Regions from separate parts of the Homo sapiens genome. Here regions 1, 2, 4 and 5 are each linked to region 3. The links are chromatin loops, found by intact Hi-C in ENCODE. Cell type or tissue: PC-3. All regions are shown on one strand.

What was found. Hi-C counts contacts between places; a loop is a spot of excess contacts. Peaks named below come from ENCODE experiments on the same cell type or tissue, not always from the same donor. Only the 100,000 strongest peaks of a DNase experiment are listed, where the experiment ranks them.
Region 1: a loop joins it to region 3, with 7 times the contacts of the local background. A loop is called at or near these places in 9 of 110 quality-filtered maps.
Region 2: a loop joins it to region 3, with 8 times the contacts of the local background. A loop is called at or near these places in 8 of 110 quality-filtered maps.
Region 4: it touches region 3 in a loop (2.8-fold over the local background); 5 of 110 quality-filtered maps call a loop at or near these places.
Region 5: a loop joins it to region 3, with 7 times the contacts of the local background. A loop is called at or near these places in 3 of 110 quality-filtered maps.

What each region holds. Positions count from the first base shown.
Region 1 is chr2:132,545,434-132,549,433 of GRCh38, forward strand. All of the region lies in intron 1 of GPR39 (G protein-coupled receptor 39), which reads left to right. Among named protein-coding and RNA genes, the nearest start is that of MIR9986, 110 kb to the left of the region's middle. In PC-3, a CTCF peak has its summit at 1,850 (motif pointing right); a DNase peak (open chromatin) is centred at 1,888.
Region 2 is chr2:132,649,638-132,653,637 of GRCh38, forward strand. The region is part of intron 2 of LYPD1 (LY6/PLAUR domain containing 1); the gene reads right to left. Among named protein-coding and RNA genes, the nearest start is that of LYPD1, 19 kb to the right of the region's middle. In PC-3, a CTCF peak has its summit at 1,649 (motif pointing right); no DNase peak of the experiment used is centred here.
Region 3 is chr2:132,266,685-132,270,684 of GRCh38, forward strand. LOC105373622 (a long non-coding RNA gene) reads left to right here and starts at 1,937. Exons shown (of 3, transcript XR_923341.3): 1 at 1,937-2,058. RefSeq lists enhancers at 983-1,495, 1,496-2,007, 3,530-4,000. In PC-3, CTCF peaks have their summits at 1,993 (motif pointing right) and 2,245; a DNase peak (open chromatin) is centred at 1,937; H3K4me3 peaks cover 875 bases.
Region 4 is chr2:132,415,656-132,419,655 of GRCh38, forward strand. It overlaps GPR39 (G protein-coupled receptor 39), which reads left to right and starts at 1,150. Exons shown (of 2, transcript NM_001508.3): 1 at 1,150-2,243. The coding sequence starts at 1,388. It overlaps LOC124905948, which reads right to left and starts at 1,389. Exons shown (of 4, transcript XM_047446885.1): 1 at 1,251-1,389; 2 at 1-881. The coding sequence starts at 1,389. The coding sequence ends at 160. RefSeq lists an enhancer at 781-1,075 and a silencer at 781-1,075. In PC-3, a CTCF peak has its summit at 1,506; a DNase peak (open chromatin) is centred at 946; H3K4me3 peaks cover 3,875 bases; H3K27ac peaks cover 3,771 bases.
Region 5 is chr2:132,667,424-132,671,423 of GRCh38, forward strand. It overlaps LYPD1 (LY6/PLAUR domain containing 1), which reads right to left and starts at 2,782. Exons shown (of 3, transcript NM_144586.7): 1 at 2,458-2,782; 2 at 977-1,114. The coding sequence starts at 2,509. RefSeq lists an enhancer at 1,645-2,608. In PC-3, CTCF peaks have their summits at 1,254 (motif pointing right), 1,456, 2,093 and 3,459; no DNase peak of the experiment used is centred here; H3K4me3 peaks cover 3,330 bases; H3K27ac peaks cover 373 bases.

The sequences.
Region 1 (4,000 bases), 280 kb after region 3:
TGGTGCTTGAACACACTAGTAGAGTTTTATTCCTGGATTTAGTCATTCTAGTCTTCAGATGTTCTAGTTAAAAAATAAATCCTACATTCACTCACCAAACACTTACTAATGCTAAGAGTGGCTATATCTGTCCCTGTTCCAGATCCAGATGCTGAAGACCCAGAGTTGAATAACAGTCAGATTGTCTTAAAACCATCTTATAATCCACGATGTGTGATGGGCGTGTGTGTGTGTGTGTGTGTGTGTGTGTGTTAAAGCACCTGATGATGACAATTCTTCTCCACTTTCAATGCACCAAAGAATCAACTGGAGATCTTGCTAAAAGGCAGAATCAGATCAGTCAGTCTGGGGGCAGGCCTGGGATTCTGCATTTCTAACAAGCTCCCAGGTGATGCAGATAAACTGGTCCAAGACTAAGTTTGCGTAACAAGAGACAATAAGAGTCTGATCACTGCTGTCAACTAGTGTGGAGGACCCACATAGGAGAGAGGACATGATTGAGTTGTCCTGGTCAGAGGCTAGCAGACGAAGCGAAGTTTACCCAAGAGGTTTCACATTCAGTCTAGACCTCTGAGGATGAATAGGCCATCAGCATCCATAACTGGCATGAAGAATAGTTTATCAGGCTTCTTAATGTATTTTTCCATCAGCATTAATGAGACTTAGCCAAGAGACAATTTTGGTTAAGAGTTGGTGAGTGGAGAAAAATGGGATTCATTTATAACAACAGTTCTCAAACTTGAGTGTGCCTCAGAATCACTCCCAGGGCTTGTTCAACACAGATTACGGGTCCCCACTCTAGAGTTGTAAGTCAGTAGGAGTGGGCTGGGGCCCAAGAATTTGCATTTCTAACAAGCCCCCAGTGAATTTTAAGAACCACTGGTTTATAACAAGAGGCCCCACAGGGCACAGCAAGAGGGGAGCCTGGCTATAGTAGGGACAAGAACTGGACAGATCGGGGGATAGGCAGAGGAACTCTGAGAAAGAAATATGTGGGCAAGGTTGCTGGAAGGGGTTGGGTTAAGACTAATCCTGAGACCGTAAGTTGTAGTCCAGCCTAGCTGATATGGACAAGATATTAAGAACTGACTAATGAATTGTAAGTTGCCTAAGAGAAGGGGCCTGGGGCTTGTCTACCCAGTATTCCTATCACCAGCAGAGTGAAGATGTGGTCATTCCAACCAAAATTACTTTCTCCCTTCCCTCCCCTCTTTCTGATTATGCCACATTCTAGGAGTCTGCCTATAAAATAGAAAACTCGGTCCAGCCCAGTCAGCTCTCAGTGGACGTTGGCACCCTGGGGATTCCTTGACAGTTCCGGGGCCTCTGTGGCTTGGGCAGAGAGAGCCTCCATCTGTGGTGGCATTTGAGAGCTGTTGTTCTCCAGGATGCAGTAGCTCCACAGCAAAAAAAAAAAAAAAAAAAAAAAAAAGAGGCATCATATGCAAATATCAAATGAAGGGGAGGGAAGGAGGAAAGGGCTGGCTGACATTTTGGCTCTGCCCCTAGATCCTCTGAGAAGAGAAACCACTCGTGCCTGAATTAATGTTAATTCAAGGGGGTATTTTCAAAAAGTGGTCCTTGGAGGAGCAAGATGCTGTGTTTCCTATTTTCCGTTGCCTCCAGCAAGCCGCACCGACAGAGGGTCAATGGGGTTACTGTATGAGGAAGCCCACTAATTGCATTATAAGGAATGTTTTGCCCATTAGCTCAGATGGAATGGTCTCCTAACAGAGTCCTTTGAGGGGAGTGATATTTCAGGTGGGGGATGGAGGAAAAGGAATTGATAAGTAATTGAAATTTGCAAATGGCATTTCCCTGGGCCCTAGACAAAAATGGGTTCCATACATCCAGCAGGGGGCAGCAATGCACGTACATTAATTCCGGTCTTGTGAATCAGGAGCTTGGCGAGATCTCAGAAATTGCAAAGCAGTAAGGATGCCTGGGGAGGTTTATAGACAATTTCCAGGCCCGGCAAAGCTGGGACTGTCACACCCACCATTTCCCCAACAGTCACACCTTTTATTTTTCTCAATATACTGAGAAAATAAATGTTTAGGTCTGATGGTTTTTAATTCTAGAAATTTTCTTTAATCTTTCGGCTGCTTTGTGTAATTTAGAATTTCTGCAGCCTGACTGAAAATTATAAGTAAACTAGGATTAGGAAGTCAGCTTTATTAATAAGATAGTTCAGCTAATAGACATTTTAAAATTGTAATGCAATCTATCTCCCTCCCTGAGTTGAAATTTTGCTAGAGCTGTAACTGATAGGACACCCACACACCAAGTTGGGTAACTTATTTGCTGATCCATTTTAAAGTGGAGGAAAAGAGGCTCCAAAAATATAAATAAAGATAAAAGTCTCAAAGAAGTATCAGATTTTCCTGAATTAGGCACAGAAAAGACCTACTAGTTTGTCCATTCCTAAGGCTGTTTAGGAATGTGGCCCATAATATATTTTCTCAGTAATTTGTCAAATTTGCTTGTAAATGACTTTTATGATAGATGGCTTTGCCTGCTTTACTGGGCTGGAAATTTCTGCAGCCCAGCACACTTCTCCTTCAGGAAGCTTCTTGCATCTTGCATAATGTTTCTCCCAGCCACCCTCCCCGCTTACGCCCCTTCCCAAGGTTAATTTAGTCCTGTTGTTCTTAAATGAACTACTCTAAATCATCCTCCTCCCCTTCCCTGTCTTTCTCCTCACTGTTTAAACCTTTCAAGGATGTAATAGTCTGGCAAATATTTCAATCATCATGTCTCCTTTTCAGCTGCCCAATTCAATTCCATTTGGTGCTGCTCGTGCTGAAGTGCAATTTTTCACAGCATTGTTTTTAGTTTAAATAACATACAGTGCACTATTGCTAAAGGTCTTCTGGAACATTCCACTTGGGGGTCTTACCCTTAAATAATATTTTGATGGGAAACTAACTCAACTTTTCATAGGAAGAAATGCTATTTGCTCCCAGCACTAATTGGCTGTAAATTTAGCTAAAAGTCCATCTACGCTGGCAGTTAGACCATCTTCCTGTGCCCATGTGGTACCCTGTATTAGATGTCTAATGGACAGACTTAGTGAATAAGTATGTATCTGTAAGTGCACCATTTAGAAAACAATCAAGTGAAAGGAATTTAACTCTGCTAAGCCAGCAAATGTAATTTTTCTCATTTCTTGCCCCTTCTTGCCACGTGGCAGCTCCTCAATTTACCAGCTCTATGCCCTTGCATGTATTACTCAACATTTCTGAGTCTCAGTTTCCTCAACTGCAAAATAGGGAAAGCAATATCTGCTTTCTAGGTTTTGTTGTAGGGATCAAATAATTATGTACAGCATTTGGTAAAACATAAGTCCCCAAGAAATGCAACTTTTTGCCATTATTATTATCACTACTCTTATCATTATGCAGTCTAAATTCTATGCCTGGGTTATCTTTCAGAGTTCCTGACTGCCTATACATTCACATTGTTCAACAAATGTTACTTAGGGAAACCGTCTCTGACCCCCTGGAATTGGCCAGGTTCCCCTGTGATTCACTGTCACAGATACGTGTGTGTGTATGTGTATATGTATTCTTATATTATTACCCTCAAATTAAATGCTCCCTTCTTCATAAATTCAGAGCAGCTAATATCCTCTCTTCTCTCCTTAATGGTGTGTCTAACATACCTTCATATCCTAGGCTTGACTAGGAACTTCTCATAGGCAGGAGCAGAGCCTTGCCTTTCAATGGAGCCTGGATTGTCACATAGAAATGAGCACATAGAGGTCTGTGGTGTGTACTTGTGAGACTATCAGACTGTAATATCTTTGAATTCAGGGAAAAGGCTAATTCACCTTCAGTTCCCAGAGCATACCACACCCCAAGCCTGTACATGGTAGGCATTCGAGGGAGGTCTACTGTGTCGATTAAGGCTGTGCATTGGTCTTCCAAACTTTGCTCACCATATACAGGTTTCCTTCAGAGTCCCAGTGTCCATATTACTGTTTAACACGACTGAAAAG
Region 2 (4,000 bases), 380 kb after region 3:
TGGTGAAGAAAGCCACAGGAGAGAGTCGAAGGCACCAAGGAGTAGAGGGGTGTAGAATAAAGACTCACACTGGAAGGAAATAAGGAATGCTGCCAGGTGGGGAGGGCCCAGTGAGGACTTAGAACTCCTGAACAGTTCCACCATTCACATGCTTAGGATAAATTCCAAGTAGATCTAAGATTTAAATGTTGGGGGATAAAAACCCCATAAAAGTACTAAACGACACTTTGGAACCTTGGGAGATTTTTTTTTTATGTAAGAGTTGTAAAGGCTATTCTATGACATAACACCCAGAAGCCATTACAGAAAATATTGAAAAATTAGACTACACACACACCCACAAACTCTGCCTAATAAAATCCCTATATGTAAGACAAAAAGACAAGTGAAACATTGGAAAAAATAATTGTAACTCAAATCACAAAGCAGATTTCCTTAATATGTAAAAAGGTCCTAGAAATCTATAAGGGATAAATAATAAATCAGTAAGGAATAAATAACTCATTAGAAAAATAGGGAAAGCAAATGAACAGACAGTTCACAGAAAACGCAACAGAGCTTTGAAACACATGAAAAGATACTCTCTCATATCATAAGAAGAATGCAAATTAAAACTACACTGAGATGCCATTATTATTTATCACTTGGGCAGAGATTTAAATGTTTATTATAAACACTGTGTTCATGAATCTTATAAAAAGGCCCTTTCCCACATTGTTGGTTAGGAGAGTAAATAGGTATAATTTCCATGAAGGCAACGTGGCAATAGCTATCAACATTGCAAATGCATGTACTCTGTGACCTAGCAATTCCACTTTTACGCATGTACCCTACAGACATACTCACATACATACAAAACGACTATACACAAGGTTATTCATGGTAGAGTAGAGTGTCATGGCAAAAGAATAGACCATCACTCTATCTATCACCAGGGAAGTGGTAAATTTCCAGTGTCTTATCTGCACACTGCAATTCCACAAAGCCATAGAAGATGATACTGAGTTAAAAACAAAGCAAAGTATGTCTGGAAGTTCCCTCCTTCCTTTTCTCTCCCTCCCTTCCTCCTCCTTCCTTTAAAAAAAAAAAACAAAAAACAAAAACAAAACCCAAATGAGTTTATGCTTCTTACTATGCTTCAGATGCAGTTTTAAGAGCTTTATGAATATTAACTCATTTAATCTTTGTAGTAACTCTAGCAATAATCCTCATTTTGCAAGTGGGGAAACTGAGGCAAAAATAGGGTAGGTAATTTGCTTAGGGTCCATTCAGGTAATATGTTGTGGAGCTGGGATTTAAGCCCAGGAGATCTGGATTTATAATCTGTACTCTTAACCATTATACTACACTGCCTGCCATGCTATAACATGCATCCATTGGGGAAAATAAAAATTAAACACATTTTACATGCATATGCATAAAAATGTATGGAAAAATACACAAAAAAGAGATAATATTGGTTGTCTCTGGCGTGAGATTCTAGGCGGCCACAGGATAGGAGTGGGAAAAAGACTTTTGACCCTTTCTTACCATTTAAAATCAGAACCACGAGAAGAATGATTTTTAAAATGACGTAAATAAACACCCGCAGTCAACCATCCTCAAATGGCTTCTTTCTCTGTGTAGTACAAGGTTCTTCCTAGCTATGTCCACCAGAGGGCTCTAGGGAATGACCACTCTCAAGAAAAGAGCCACCAGGAGCTGCCCCGAAGCTCAAGTCTCAGGGTCACGGGGCAGGGGTATTTGTGCCTGTGGTTCTCTCTGCTTTTCCTTTAACCAGGACCCCATAAGCTCAGGTCTGGGCCTGAGGGAGGAGGAGCTGTGAGGAAAACAAGGGCCTTGTCATGGACTGCTGGTGGGAGCAGAGACTGGCATAAGGGCAGTCAGAAGGATCTATAATTCAAAATGCAACAAATAAAACAGTCCCATTCCTCACCATGTACCTTCAAAACAAAACACACTTTCACATCCTTAATAGGGGAAAGGTACATTTATACTATACATATTAAGCAGCAGTTAAAGTACAGAGCTCTATTCTGATCTGGAAGGTTCTCAATGACAGTTCCAGAATGATAGTTAAGCATACCATTTATGTAAGAAAGAAACCACAAAGCAATATAATACGTGCTCCAGTGGTGTGTCTGCAGGGGGATGTGTGTGCACACATGTAAGTGCGTGAGTTGCCATCTCTAAGTCATATCATGGCAAGAGGTCCAGAGGCAATGCACCAGTGTGGTCCCTTGGGTGGTAGTTTGACGGGTCCACAACACGATGAGGCATCTCTGAAACATGAGACAGGTTTGGCAAAGAACACCACGGTTCGGCACAACTGCAGCAGCAACATGGGCAGGAAGGAATGGCTGGGTTCTAGCTGGACATGGGCCTGGTTTCCCTGAAACCTCATGGCTGGCCTCAGAAACCACCACTGCCGGGTTAGGGTAGGAGAAGGTCATGACCAAGAACAGAGGGGGGACATCGTTTGGAGACTTCCCCAAAGAACTGAGAGATGCTTCCTTCCCTTCATCCCTGCATGATTTTTCTCTTAATCGCTTCTAATACACTACAGATTTTACTAGTGTGTCTTTATTAATAGAACGTAAGCTCCAGCAATCAGAACAGTGCCTGGCACATAACGACACAAGTATTTACCAAAGGAATGAATGAATAAATGAAGGGAGGAAAAGGAAAAGACGACAGAAGGAAAGGGGGTTATTTGAAGGGGGTCTGGAAGTGCTTTTCTGACTGGTTTTGAGTAGGATTTTATTCCTACATTGGTGTCACCTGGGTAACAGAGTTTACATAAAGCTACAATTCACCTCCAGGCCTTGGTTGACAAAGGCAGAACTGTGAGAGGCTCTGATCTTAGTTAACGCAGATGCAGACCCAGAGCTAGAAGGCTCAACTGGTAGATGAAGGGCTGTCCATCAAACGTGGCTCGGATAATCCCAGCTTGGACCAGCTCCCAGCCGCCCTACCCTGCAGAGGCACAGAGATGTGTCCTGCCAAGACCAAGTCATTTCTCACGGCTCTAATCCGCAGACCAGGAGTGTGCCCATGGAACACACCACCCACTATCACCAAATTAATCAAGCCACCCAGCGTTTAAAACTTTAATCCTCTTTAAGTCTTTAGAGGGGTAATGGCCTCCTGGGGGCTCTTGGATTGAGATGGGTGGCTATGCGTGCTTGCTTTAAAAATACCACAAATTGTTCTCCCTGAGGAAGTCATTTGTATTAATCTGCCTTATTTATTTGGATGTGAATGATGGGCATGCCAAGGAATGAAGGAAAGGATAAACAAAATACTGAGGTTACTTCCCAGGCAGTTCATTCCACTGCAGCCATTGTACCTATTCCCTGGGACCCAAGAAATCAGAATATTAACTTCTTTCACCAAGCTCTGGAGTTTCCAGAAGCCATGATCCTCTCCTTTAATGGCCTTATCATTAAGTAGATCCTCATGTACTTAATGGGATGGAGGAAACTAAAGAAGCTCATGTCCATATTTCATTCTAATTCTGAAATAATTCCTTACCCTGAGGAAAGAACATGAACCCTGGAGTCTAACAGACCTAGACTGGAATTCTCCCTGAGCCACTTCCTTGGATAATACACTTCACTTCTGTAAGCCTCAGTTTGCCTTTCTGGACCAATGACCCAGTGGACAAAGCTGGAGTTTTGGTTGGACTTTCCAACTTCCCAATGGACAGAGCTGGAGCAATTTGAGCAACAAAATAAATAATGATAGTATTGGATTATAACCCCATCCAATCAGGTAAATACCCATGAGTTCATGCTGACATAGATAAATGAGTAAATAAGTATGTGCAGAAGAGACAAGTTTTTCTTACAGAAGGATTCCAGTTAATAAATGCAGAAGGAATGAGGGAAATAGAAATTAAGATTAGAACACCATGGTAACAACTGATGTGGGAGAGATCCACCAAAAGACACTGAAATTATTGGCCAAAGTTGGAGGAGAAACAGTGTATTTATATAGT
Region 3 (4,000 bases):
GAACCAGACAGAAAGAGAGAGACAGACAGAGACAGAGAGAGAAACAGACAAGGAGAGAGAGAGAGATAGACAGACAGGCAGAGAAAGACAGTAAGACAGAAGACAGACAAAGAGAGAGAGAGACAGGCAGAGAGAGAGAGAGACAGAGAGACAGAGACAGAGAAACACACAGGCAAAGAGAGAGAGAAAAAAACAGGGAGAGACAGACAGACAGACAGGGAGAGAGAGAGAGAGAGGCCGACAGACAGACAGACAGGCAGAGAAAGAGAATAAGACAGAAGACAGACACTGTGAGAGAGACAGAGAGAGAGATAGACAGAGACAGCGAGACAGAGAAAGAAAGAGAGATACAGACAGACAGACAAAGAGACAGAGAAAGACAGAGACGGACAGAGAGAAACAAAGAGAGAGAGACAGAGAGAGAAAGAGAGAGACAGGCAGGCAGAGAAAGACAGAAGACAGACACAGTGAGACAGGCAGAGAGAGAGAGAGACACAGAGAGAGAGAGACAGAGAGAAAGAAAGAGACAGAGAGAGATGGACAGAGAGAAACAGAGAGAGGGACAGCGAGAAACAGAGAGAGAGACAGAGACAGAGACAGACAGAAACAGACAGACAAACAGGGAGAGAGAGAGAGAGACAGACAGGCATAGAGAGAGAGACAGGCAGGCAGAGAAAGGGAGTAAGACAGAAGACACACACAGTGAGAAAGACAGGCAGAGAGAGAGAGAAATAGGCAGAGAGAGAGAGACAGAGAGAGTGAGAGAGAAAACAGAGAAAGAGAGAGACAGAGACAGACAGAGAGACAGAGAGAGGAGCAGGAAGGGCGTGCTCAGGAAATAATTACACATATTTTATAACGCTTTTGATCCCGTAAACGGTGGCCGAGGTGTGCTTTGAAAACAACAACAACAGCAACAAGAGCAGCAGCAGCATTCGCTTACGGGTTTCTAGAACATAAGATGTTCTGAAGTCTAGTAAACATCAACGGGCTCTCACTACACGTTGAGAGATTCACAAAAGCTCTAGTTAACAGGAGAAAACAGCAGCTAATGTGTCTTGGGGAAAATATACGTCTTCCTGAAAATTGCGGATTTCTACTTCACCTGAAAAGAAATACATACGAAAAAGGAAAAACACGAACAAAACAAAACAAGCCAACGAACACGGGCCAATGCACCGTCCCTGGAAATCTTAAGTGAGCAAAGTATTAGTTTTCAGAAACCGTTTCTATTTTGGGCAAATGCTAAGAAGGCCCAGATTAGAGCTGTGACGCCCTTCCCATTGTGAAACTATGTTGGCCGGAGGGAGGAGAAACTAAAACATCATGATAAAAGGTGATTGAGACCCAGCCAGAGTGAAGCTTTCCTAGGGAGGGAGGCCTGAGGAGGGAAGCGGGGGAAGAAACCCACAACTGCAGACCCGCCCGCTTGCCCACGCGGGTCAAGGGCTATGCCATCGGCCCAAGCTGCCTCTGGGGAAGTGGGACCGTGCCACCCCCATCTTCAAAAACGGTGACCACTGAGTGAGGCCTGACGCCCACCGATGCAAATGTCAGCCTGGCAAGAATGAGATCGCCGGCAAGGGGTGGGGGAAGGGGAGAGAAGACGGAGGCACACCGGGGTGGCTCCGGAAGGTTTCCAAGCAGGGTGTTGGGAGGCGGGGGGTGGGGGTTTGGGGGGAACCCACCTAACTGACTCACTAAATGAAGGTAAAGGGACGTGGGTAGTGGGGGGAGCCGAGGGGCGACTTGAAAATTAAACTGACCCCTCCTAAATCCCAAGTAGAAGAGTCTATGCACACGAAAGAAACCAACACACAAAGAAAACTAAAGCTCTGATCAAAGAACAATAGGGCCCCAGCCAGGGCAGAGGTTCCCTAGGCAACGAGGGAGAGAGGGAGGGGCCTCCAGAAGGGAGAGAGAGAAACCGGTTGCCCCAGGTTCGGTGAAGTCTGGGAGACCTCCCTCTGTGTCACCTCGACTTTCAATAACAGTGGCCGCTAGGTGATGCCCGAAGACAACCGATGCCTGCAAATGTCAGTCAGCACGGAAAAGAATGTATGTATGTATGTATGTATGTATGTATGTATGTATGTATGTATGTATGTATTTATTTATAGACAGAGTCTCACTCACTCTACAGCCTGGGCTGTAGTGCAGTGGTGCGATCTCAGCTCACTGCAGCCTCCGCCTCCCAGGTTCAAGCGATTCTCCAGCCTCAGCCTCCCAAGTAGCTGGCATTACAGGCACCTGCCCCACCGCTCCTGACTCAGTTTTGTATTTTTAGTAGAGACGGGGTTTCGCTGTGTTGGCAAGGTTGGTCTCGAACTCCCAACCTCAGGTGATCCACCCGCCTCGGCGTCCCAAAGTGCTGGGATGACAGATGTGAGCCACCACGCCCGGCCTTAACCGTTTACTTTTAAGTTGAGGAACTTATCAGGGAAATATGAGAAGTACAGACGCCACACGTGACAGACAGAAAAGTCTGAAAATGCCCCTTGCATCCAAGTGGGGACCCGGCCTCGACCTCCCGAAATCATACACCGAGTGGGGAAGCCCAGCAAGGCCCGTCTGTCTAGATTCTTCTCAGCCTCTCTAAGCACCTAAGCATGCACTTCTCACTTTCGTGGAAGGGGCAGAGCCCTCCCCGTCATGAGGTGTCTGACAGACTGACACAGAAAGAGACAGACATAGAAAGACAGAGACGGACAGAGAGAGATAGAGAGAAACAGACAGAAAGAGAGAGAGATGGAGAGTGAGTGAGAGAGAGAGAGACATGGAGGGAGAGAGACAGAAAGGCAGAGAAAAAGAGTAAGACAGAAGACACAGTGAGAGAGACAGGCAGAGAGAGAGAGAGACAGAGACAAAGACAAAGAAAGAGAGAGAAAGAGACGGACAGAGAGAGACAGAAACAGAAAGAGAGAGAGAGAGAAACAGAAAGGGAGGGAGAGAGACAGAGACAGAGAGACTGACAGACAGATAGGCAGAGAAAGAGAGTAAGACAGAAGACAGATACAGTGAGAGAGACAGGCAGAGAGAGACAGAGGGAGAGACAGACAGAGAAAGAGACAGAGAGAGAAAGCAGAGATGGAGAGAGAGAGACAGACAGAAACAGAAAGAGAGAGAGACAGAGACAGAGAGAAGCAGACAGACAGGGAGGGAGGGAGACAGACAGAGAGAGGGAGACAGACAGAGAATGGGAGACAGACAGACAGGCAGAGAAAGAGAGTAAGACAGAAGATAGGCACAGACAGAGAGACAGGCACAGAGAGAGAGACAGACAGATAGAGAAAAAGAAAGAGACAAGCCGGGCACGATGGCTCATGCTTGTCATCCCAGCACTTTGGGAGGCCGAGGTGGGTGGATCACGAGGTCAGGAGATCAAGACCATCCTGGCTAACACGGTGAAACCCCGTCTATACTAAAAATACAAAAAATATAGCCAGGTGTGGTGGCGGGTGCCTGTAGTCCCAGCTACTCGGGAGGCTGAGGCAGGAGAATGGCATGAATCTGGGAGGTGGAGGTTGCAGTGAGCCGAGATCGTGCCACAGAAAAAGAAAGAGAGAGACAGACAGACAGAGGAAGACAGAGACAGACAGAGAGAGACAGAGAGAAACAGAGATAGAGAGAGACAGAGAGAAACAGACAGAAATTGAGAGAGACAGAGAGAGAGAAACAGAAAGGCAGGGAGGGAGAGAGAGACAGATAAACAAAGAAAGAGAGTAACACAGAAGAGAGACACAGTGAGAGAGACAGGCAGAGAGAGAGAGACAGAGACAGAGAGAAAGACAAAGAGAGAGAAAGAGACGGACAGAGAGAGACAAAGAGAAAGAGAGACAGAGAGAGAAACAGAAAGGGAGGGGGACAGACAGACAGAGAGAGAGAGACTGACAGATAGGCAGAGAAAGAGAGTAAGACAGAAGACAGACACAGTGAGAGAGACAGAGACAGAGAGACAGACAGAGAAAGAAAGGGAGGGACAGAGAAAGAGACAGAGAGA
Region 4 (4,000 bases), 150 kb after region 3:
TTTGGCTGTCCCTATGGATGTGTGTATGCAGGTGCTAAACATCCTAGAACGCATAAGGCAGCCTTCCTCCCCCTTCATTGCTCATTCCCTCTGATTGTGGAATTAAAAGACGAAAATGGGTCCATTCGAGGGAAAAGGTCATGATCCTTAATGCTGTTTTTACATGACGGCCTTGTCAGAGCCTTCAGCTCCTCCTGCTGTCTTCGACGTTCTAGGCACAGCTCCCTCCGGAGGGCATGCTTCCCACCTGGGGCTTGCTGGCGGAGTGCCATCCTCATCCATATACATGTCCCCAATTAAAAGACGTCCCGCTGCCGGGAAAGCGGCTGCACCTTGGAGCGAAACTGAAAGAAGAGACCCCGGGGTCTTCGCGTCCCTCCGTGGGAAGGCGAGGCAGGGCCCTGCGCAGAACACCGGCAGGCTCTGGGGAAAGGCAGGGATTCTATAGTGAATCCTGCAAGCCTGCTTGGGGCCGACTTCCTGGAGCAGCGGCTGCAAGCAGCGCAGAGCCCAGCTGTCCTTGGCAAACACCCCACAGAGGAGGCGAGGGCTTGCTGGCTCCTCTGGGACGCCCCGGTCAAGCCACCACCAAACGGGCCGTGACCTCGCCTTCGAAGGGGGCCCCCAGGGCAGCGGTGGACGTGGGGGCAGTGCGGGCGAGAGGAAGTTTGTCTTTCTCCCAGCTCGGGAGGGTCGCCAGCTTCCCCGGGGCTGCACCTCCTTGGGACGCTTGTCGGGTTGGAGCGCCGCAGCTGCCTCTGCGGCTGCCGCCTGGGTGACGGAGGGTGGGGCGGGGGTGGGTCGCTCGTAGCTCGAGAGCCACGATCTGATTTCAGGGACCGTGCCTATGTGCTGAGTCAAACCCCGCCGCTGGGCTGGGTCTGCAGCCGGGCCGCTGAGCACAATCCGCTGTGGTTAATGATTAATCGCTGACCACCCCGCCTCCCGCAGCTCGGGAGAGGGTGCTCTGGGAATGTGGACCGGGGCTCTCAAGTGCCGGCAGCTGGAAAGGAAGAGGAGTGCTGCGAGGCGGAGTGCGCCCTCGGCGAAGAGGGGCAGAGGCGGAGCGCCAGGTGCTGCGGTCTCACTCCCAGCCAGCCAGGAGTTTAGAACGTTCTTCCTCCGCCCTCTCCCCGCCTCGCCCCAGCCACATACACTCCCAAACCTCAACACCCAGGCGCCTCCTGGGCCTCTCCTAGGTTGGGCTGCTCCAGCAAGTTTCCATGAAAGCACCTGAAATACTAAGTTACCTTCGCGAGGAGAACTCGAGTGAGATAAAATCGTGCGCCCACGCAGGTGAGTTTGCAGCCAAGAATTTTGGACGCTGCTGGGAGGAGAAAGGGAAGTTGAGAAAGTCTTTGGACCTGGTAGCCTGGTGCTCTTTCTCATGGCTTCACCCAGCCTCCCGGGCAGTGACTGCTCCCAAATCATTGATCACAGTCATGTCCCCGAGTTTGAGGTGGCCACCTGGATCAAAATCACCCTTATTCTGGTGTACCTGATCATCTTCGTGATGGGCCTTCTGGGGAACAGCGCCACCATTCGGGTCACCCAGGTGCTGCAGAAGAAAGGATACTTGCAGAAGGAGGTGACAGACCACATGGTGAGTTTGGCTTGCTCGGACATCTTGGTGTTCCTCATCGGCATGCCCATGGAGTTCTACAGCATCATCTGGAATCCCCTGACCACGTCCAGCTACACCCTGTCCTGCAAGCTGCACACTTTCCTCTTCGAGGCCTGCAGCTACGCTACGCTGCTGCACGTGCTGACACTCAGCTTTGAGCGCTACATCGCCATCTGTCACCCCTTCAGGTACAAGGCTGTGTCGGGACCTTGCCAGGTGAAGCTGCTGATTGGCTTCGTCTGGGTCACCTCCGCCCTGGTGGCACTGCCCTTGCTGTTTGCCATGGGTACTGAGTACCCCCTGGTGAACGTGCCCAGCCACCGGGGTCTCACTTGCAACCGCTCCAGCACCCGCCACCACGAGCAGCCCGAGACCTCCAATATGTCCATCTGTACCAACCTCTCCAGCCGCTGGACCGTGTTCCAGTCCAGCATCTTCGGCGCCTTCGTGGTCTACCTCGTGGTCCTGCTCTCCGTAGCCTTCATGTGCTGGAACATGATGCAGGTGCTCATGAAAAGCCAGAAGGGCTCGCTGGCCGGGGGCACGCGGCCTCCGCAGCTGAGGAAGTCCGAGAGCGAAGAGAGCAGGACCGCCAGGAGGCAGACCATCATCTTCCTGAGTGAGTCCTAAGTCGGGGGCAACACGTGAGCAGCTTCCCAACCTTCCCCCACGACCCGTGCCACTGCCTGTGGCCCTCTCCAGGGCAAGTCTTGCCCTAGAATTGCACACTTAAGTTTACTAAGGTGGAAGAGTCTTGTAGCAGTATGAGGGCATTGCTCTGGGTCTCTGAATGTTTCTTCTCTGTGTTTCGGGGATTCATGGTAGATTATGGTGAAAAGAGCACGAGACCAGAACCCAGAAGGTTTGGGTATATTCCAGAACATCACTGCTGTGACCTTTGGGAAGTCACAAAAATCTTTGGTAAAATGGGGACAATAATACTAGAGAATATGACGGACAAATTAGGTAATGCAGGACAGGTGAAAGTCCTTTGCAAAAGACCAAGTTCTGCAGAGATACAGGGAACCGTCTTATCTAGCTCTTTTACCCGGGGAAGACTTTCTTGTGCAATTAGATTTTGTTCCCATTTTTCTCCTCCTTTGGAGAAAGCAGGCTGTGAGCGACACACACTCTCGGGCTGCTATTTTATTCCTTGGAGCCTCTTCGACCCAATCTTAAGACATGGGAGCTCTCAGCACTCCCCAGGGCTTGGGTTTCTGCCACTGTGGGTCTGTTCCTTACCAGACCAGAGCAACCTGGCAGGACGGCCTGTTTATCTGATCCAGAAAATCTGGCTTCACCGATTCCTAGGATTTGAATAATCACCTCACAGACCCAATTCTTATGCTTGTTTTCCAAACTTTTGTTGTGATACAAGTATTTAAAGTTGAGGCCTCGTCTATTTAAAAAGAGCCCACAGGTCTGTTGACCCCAGAGCCTTCAGAAGAGGGACCTAGTGGCTGGGAGACAAGGCTTTAATGGAGACACATGAAATGTGTGTGAACAAAGGGTTTTAAAATATATTTTTTTAGCAGAAACAATAAAAAGGATGTATTGTGCGTGTGTGAATCAAAAAGGAATAGATATAACAAACATTTCCCTTCTTCCCTCTCCCCTGTGGCATCAGGAAAAGGAATAAATCATGGTGCTGTTTGTTTTGGTGTGGGCAACTGGGCAGCAGGTTCCAGGGACAGGAGGTAGACATGAGAGAGAGTTGGAAGGCACTTGGAGAATGATGGAAAGACCTGGGTCTTGCCTCAGACCAGCCCCTGGCTTCCAGTGTGTCATTAATTGTTAAAAGCTTAGGGTCTAATTTTACTCTTTATTCGATTTGAAATAATTGCCCTAATGAATTTCAAAGTACTCAGAGGCAGCCATGGATTGCCCCCAGGGAGCTGGGCTTTGAGAGCTGTGGCAGGTGACCAGCTGACTTGACTTTACTCTGTGTCTGCACAAAATGAGAATATTTGGATGCTACTCTGCATTAGGGGCTGTGCCAGGTGACTGATATTTCCATCTTCTAGAGGAGGAATTTGAGACTTAGAGAAGACCTAGTTCAGAATCACCTCAGTGCAGCTCAAAGAGTCCCACTGTGCTTTTCAGGGCAGAGAAATGCATGTCTGTTTGTGACTTTCACAGGCGTGTGGTGAAAGGAAAATGAAACAAGGCAGGACTTTGACAAGCATAGGTAAGCCTGGTGGTGTTGCTGCCTCTTAGGGCCAGCCTTTCTGGAAGTTGTAGTAGGTAACGTTATCTTGGGACTTGGGAAGCGTACCCAACTCAGTCTATCACCCACTGGTTGCTACTACTCAAATATTACAGAGAGGAATGGACATTGTATTTGCTTAAAGCTTGAGTGTTTGTTGAAATACTAGT
Region 5 (4,000 bases), 400 kb after region 3:
AACTAGAGTCCTTGCATTGATTTGCCAGCGGGTAAAGGGAATCATATAACAGTTCTAATCACTTCACCGGGCTCTGCAGGCAGTTCACAGAACTAAAGGAAGTGGGGGCTTTGGTTCATTCACTATCAGCCATCAAGTTATGCTATTTCCCATCCTTTTAATATCCTTAAAATGGCAAGGTCTGTGTTTATGGTTTTGACCTTGAAACTGAAGTAACAGCTCTACCTATTCTCCCAAAGTTCCAGATATACTTTGGGGAACTTTGACTTCTGATAAGACAGCTGGGGTAGGGGGTGAGGAGAGGGTTGGAAAGTTCTACCTCAGTGAGAAGATTCTTGGTCAACTAGAGGGAGTGAGGGCTATCCCACAAGACCTCCCCTTCCCCCACAGGATGCTCAGGACTTCTTCTCAGCTAGCCAGCAGCTAAGCTGGTAGGGCTGAGAACGGCATTCCTTTGAAAGATCTTGGCAATTTGTGCCTGGAAGTTGATGCATTAGTTCTAAAATTAAACAAAGATCCTGTAGTGTTCTTCAAGGAAATATGGTGTGCCTCTATGACAAAACACATTTTTCAAGCTCTGACCTCTGGGAGCTTCAACTAGCTCCATATTTCAGGCTGACAATGCTCACAGGCTACTGTCTAGTTGCCCAAGCCAGGGCTGGTTAGCCATATATTTTCTACCTCCATCAGCTTTTAGCATAGGGAGGTGAAGGGAGTAAATAAAAAGAGGAGAGCCACTAATTTACATGCACTTCCCCTCCCAAGACCCTTGGGGAGAAGCCTTGGTAATTAACTCTAATGAGATTAAAGTAACTTGGAACTCTTCATTTTCCCAGCACTGTAAAACTAAATCTGCGATAACCAGTGTGTGGGCATTAAATCAAAGTCAGTCCTTTTTCCTGCTATTTAATGGCCCCCTCACTCCCACCCCACAGCCCAGGCTTAAGAGCGAGGGGGAGGGCTGCCAGGCTCTTACCGGCACTTTGCTCCATCACTTCTTTCTGACACATGTCTTGAACGTTCACCGTGCAATTCACAATGAACTCGGGGGAGGAGCAGTCGTTGTTCAGCTGGAATTCTTCACACTGGTAGCACTGGATTTGCAGCGCAAAGCCTGCGAGACAGACGCAGTCGGGTTCAGATCCGGCCCCCACAGAGCCCACCCCGGAAATCACGACCATCCCACGCCTCAGAGCCAGGCGGCTCCCAGCCTCTGGCAGGCTTAGACCACTCCTGGGTCTCCGGGTAGGGCTGGATGTGGCTGACACCGGCAGGGGGCGGCGCGGGTACCTAGGGTCCTACGGAAGAAAGTGGAATAGTGCCCGCCACCCCTGGACCCCGGCTCTAGACACAAAGCGCCCATCCATTACCACCCCAGGCCTTTTCCCAAGAAGTTGAAGGGAGGGTGGGGACGGTACCACCGCAAGAGTGAAGTAGCTCTGGAGATGTGCGTTAGCTCCAGCCTAAGCCAAAGGATTTGCCTAATTGCTAATTGGTTACAAATTACTTAATTACTATTTTGGCACCATTCGTGATTACATTCGCAGACGTCTTTTTAGTTTTTATTTATTTAATTTTTAAAGTCAGCGTTTCTGTGCCAGGGCTCTGAGGATCCCTGAGCGACCACCTGGGAACAACTTGGGTGGAGGTGCCAGACGCCAAGCGCTGCTGCGCCGCAAGTCCCCGAGCCCGGGTCGGCGGCCCTTCTCCGGGGCCGTCCCCGCGGCGACCCGAATGGCCACAGAGGGTGGGAAAGGGCGTTTGTGAGCGCGCGCACCCTGGATCCCCGACCCCGCAGCCCTTTCTTCCAGGCCCCGGCTTTCAGGACAACCGTTCGACTAGGGTCAGTGGTCGGGGTTCCAGCTCTGCAGAGCTTAGTCGGGAGCCAGTAGGCGAACTGGAGAGAGGACGCGAGACCTTTGCGCCTCTGGACGCTTCGGCCTGGCTGTTCTCGGTGTACGCGCTCCTGTCTAGACCCAACTACCCACGCTCCCGCAGCCCCACATCTATCGCACTCTGAGCGCAGCAACCCAGCTTCAGCGTGGCCGCAGGCTGCCTCGCGCATCGCTCACCTGTCGGCGGCGCCACTCCCACGGGGTGCCGGAGGCGCCAGACAACTTGGCAGGGTTCGGGAGATGTCGCCCCCTCTCCCTCGCCCAGAACCCAGCACCGCTCGGACCCTCCCTCCTCTCAAGCCCAGCTTCTCCCGACGGTGCAGCCGGACAAGCTGCAGCCCGGAGTCCCGCAAACCCGCCGCTCCCCGCTCTCCTCCTGCAGCGCGGGACTTGGACACTTTCCCAGCCTCGCGCCCCGGGGCACCAGTCGCGGCCGCCAACTCCCGCTGGGCAGCCCCAGCGCAGGGCTGGCCCCGAGGTGGGCGCCTTGGGGGCAAAAGGGCTGGCGGGTAGATGGATTGTGCGCACCTGGCCTCGGCTGCTGGCCTCTGGGTATTCTCACCTGGAAGCAAGAACAATCCGCAAAAAGTTGCCGCGATGCCTAGGACCCACATTCTCCCGGAGTCCCGGGGCCGGGAGAGGGCAAGCGCATCAGAGGAGGCGACAGCAGCGGAGGCTGCCCCGGCTGCAGCGGCTGTGGCTGCCGAGGCTGCTGGGGCCCGCGCTGCTGCCGCGGAGACGACGGTCGTAGCTTAGAGGAGCCGCAGGTGCCGCTCGCGGAGCCTGCATCGCCCGCGCTCGGGCTCCCGGCTGCGGGTCTCTGCTCCTCCCGCTCGCGCTCCCGGGCCGAGCACCGCGCCTCCGGAGTTGGCGGCTGAGACTGAAGGAACTACTGGCGATCGGGAGCACCCACAAAAGTCTCGCCTTTTCTCCCCACCTCCCACTCCAGGCATCACGTGACGGCTGCCGAGTTGGGGTGGGGGTGGCGGGCGGGGAAGGCTGGGACGGTCGCTTCACATCCCCACCCCCTTCCTGTCTTCCTCTTCTCCCGCCTCCGCACGTTCCTGGGAAAGGGGCGCCGGGGGGCGGGAGAGAACTGGTAGTTTTCTGAGATGGGGAGGTTGGGGGAGCGGCGAGGAGGGCGCAGCAGGTGCCGTGGGGACCTGCCGGGTGCGGACTAGGGTCTGAGGACTGCGTGCCCGGCTGGCCCTTCGCACATAGGAAGGCAGCCTCCCCACTCCACGTCCTCTGCGCCTTCCAGGACTGGTCGGTACCCCAGCGACTGGGTCCAGCCCACACAACTGAGGCTGTCCCGCTGCGGGCCGCGGGAGCCTGGCGCCCCGGGAGGCTGACAGGAAGGGCGCGCGTTCCCGTGCGCCTGGCAAAGTTCCACGCCCGCAGGCTCCGTAGGGTGTCCTGTGCAGCTGTGCCCCCTCTTCCTCCGCGAAGGCCTTCTGTCAAGAACCAGCTCGGCGTGGCCAATCTGGGTGGGGGTGTGGTGGGGACACTGCCTTAACTGTCTCACTTGCCCGGGCCGCCCTCCCTTCTCCCGCCTGCGCGCACCGCTGGAGGGTGCATTGACACCGCCCTGGTCGCCTAGCCTAGGAGAACGCCGTCCCGGGGACACCTGCCGTGAGGTCCTACCAGAAAGCAAATCAGGGTGAGGAAGAGGGTTGTTCTCCTCCATTCCTTGTCTCCCAAACGCCAGCCGGCTCCATTCTGCTTTCCCCAAAGCCACCGATTATTAGCACATACTCCCACGTCCTCTCCTGAAAGGCCATCCCAGCCTCGGACTCGGCCTCTGGCTGCTCCCCACACCCCTCAAATTCGTCTTCTTTCCGCAAAGTCCAAGTGACCCACCTTGCGGACTCCCGGGGATGCCCCGGTGCTATCTTCGCCTTCCTTCCCGAGCCTTGCAGCAGGTGGTGCGGGAGACCGCTTGCCCGCCGGAGTGCGTTGGTGCCCCCGCCCCCAATCCGCACATTCCCATCCCCTTTCCGCACATCCTTAGGGAGCATCCATTTCCGTGGAAATCGCCTCCTAAGCTTTAGCTCCTCTTCACCCTTTTCTCCCCCGGCCACTTCTGGGGGCAGCTCTCTCACGCC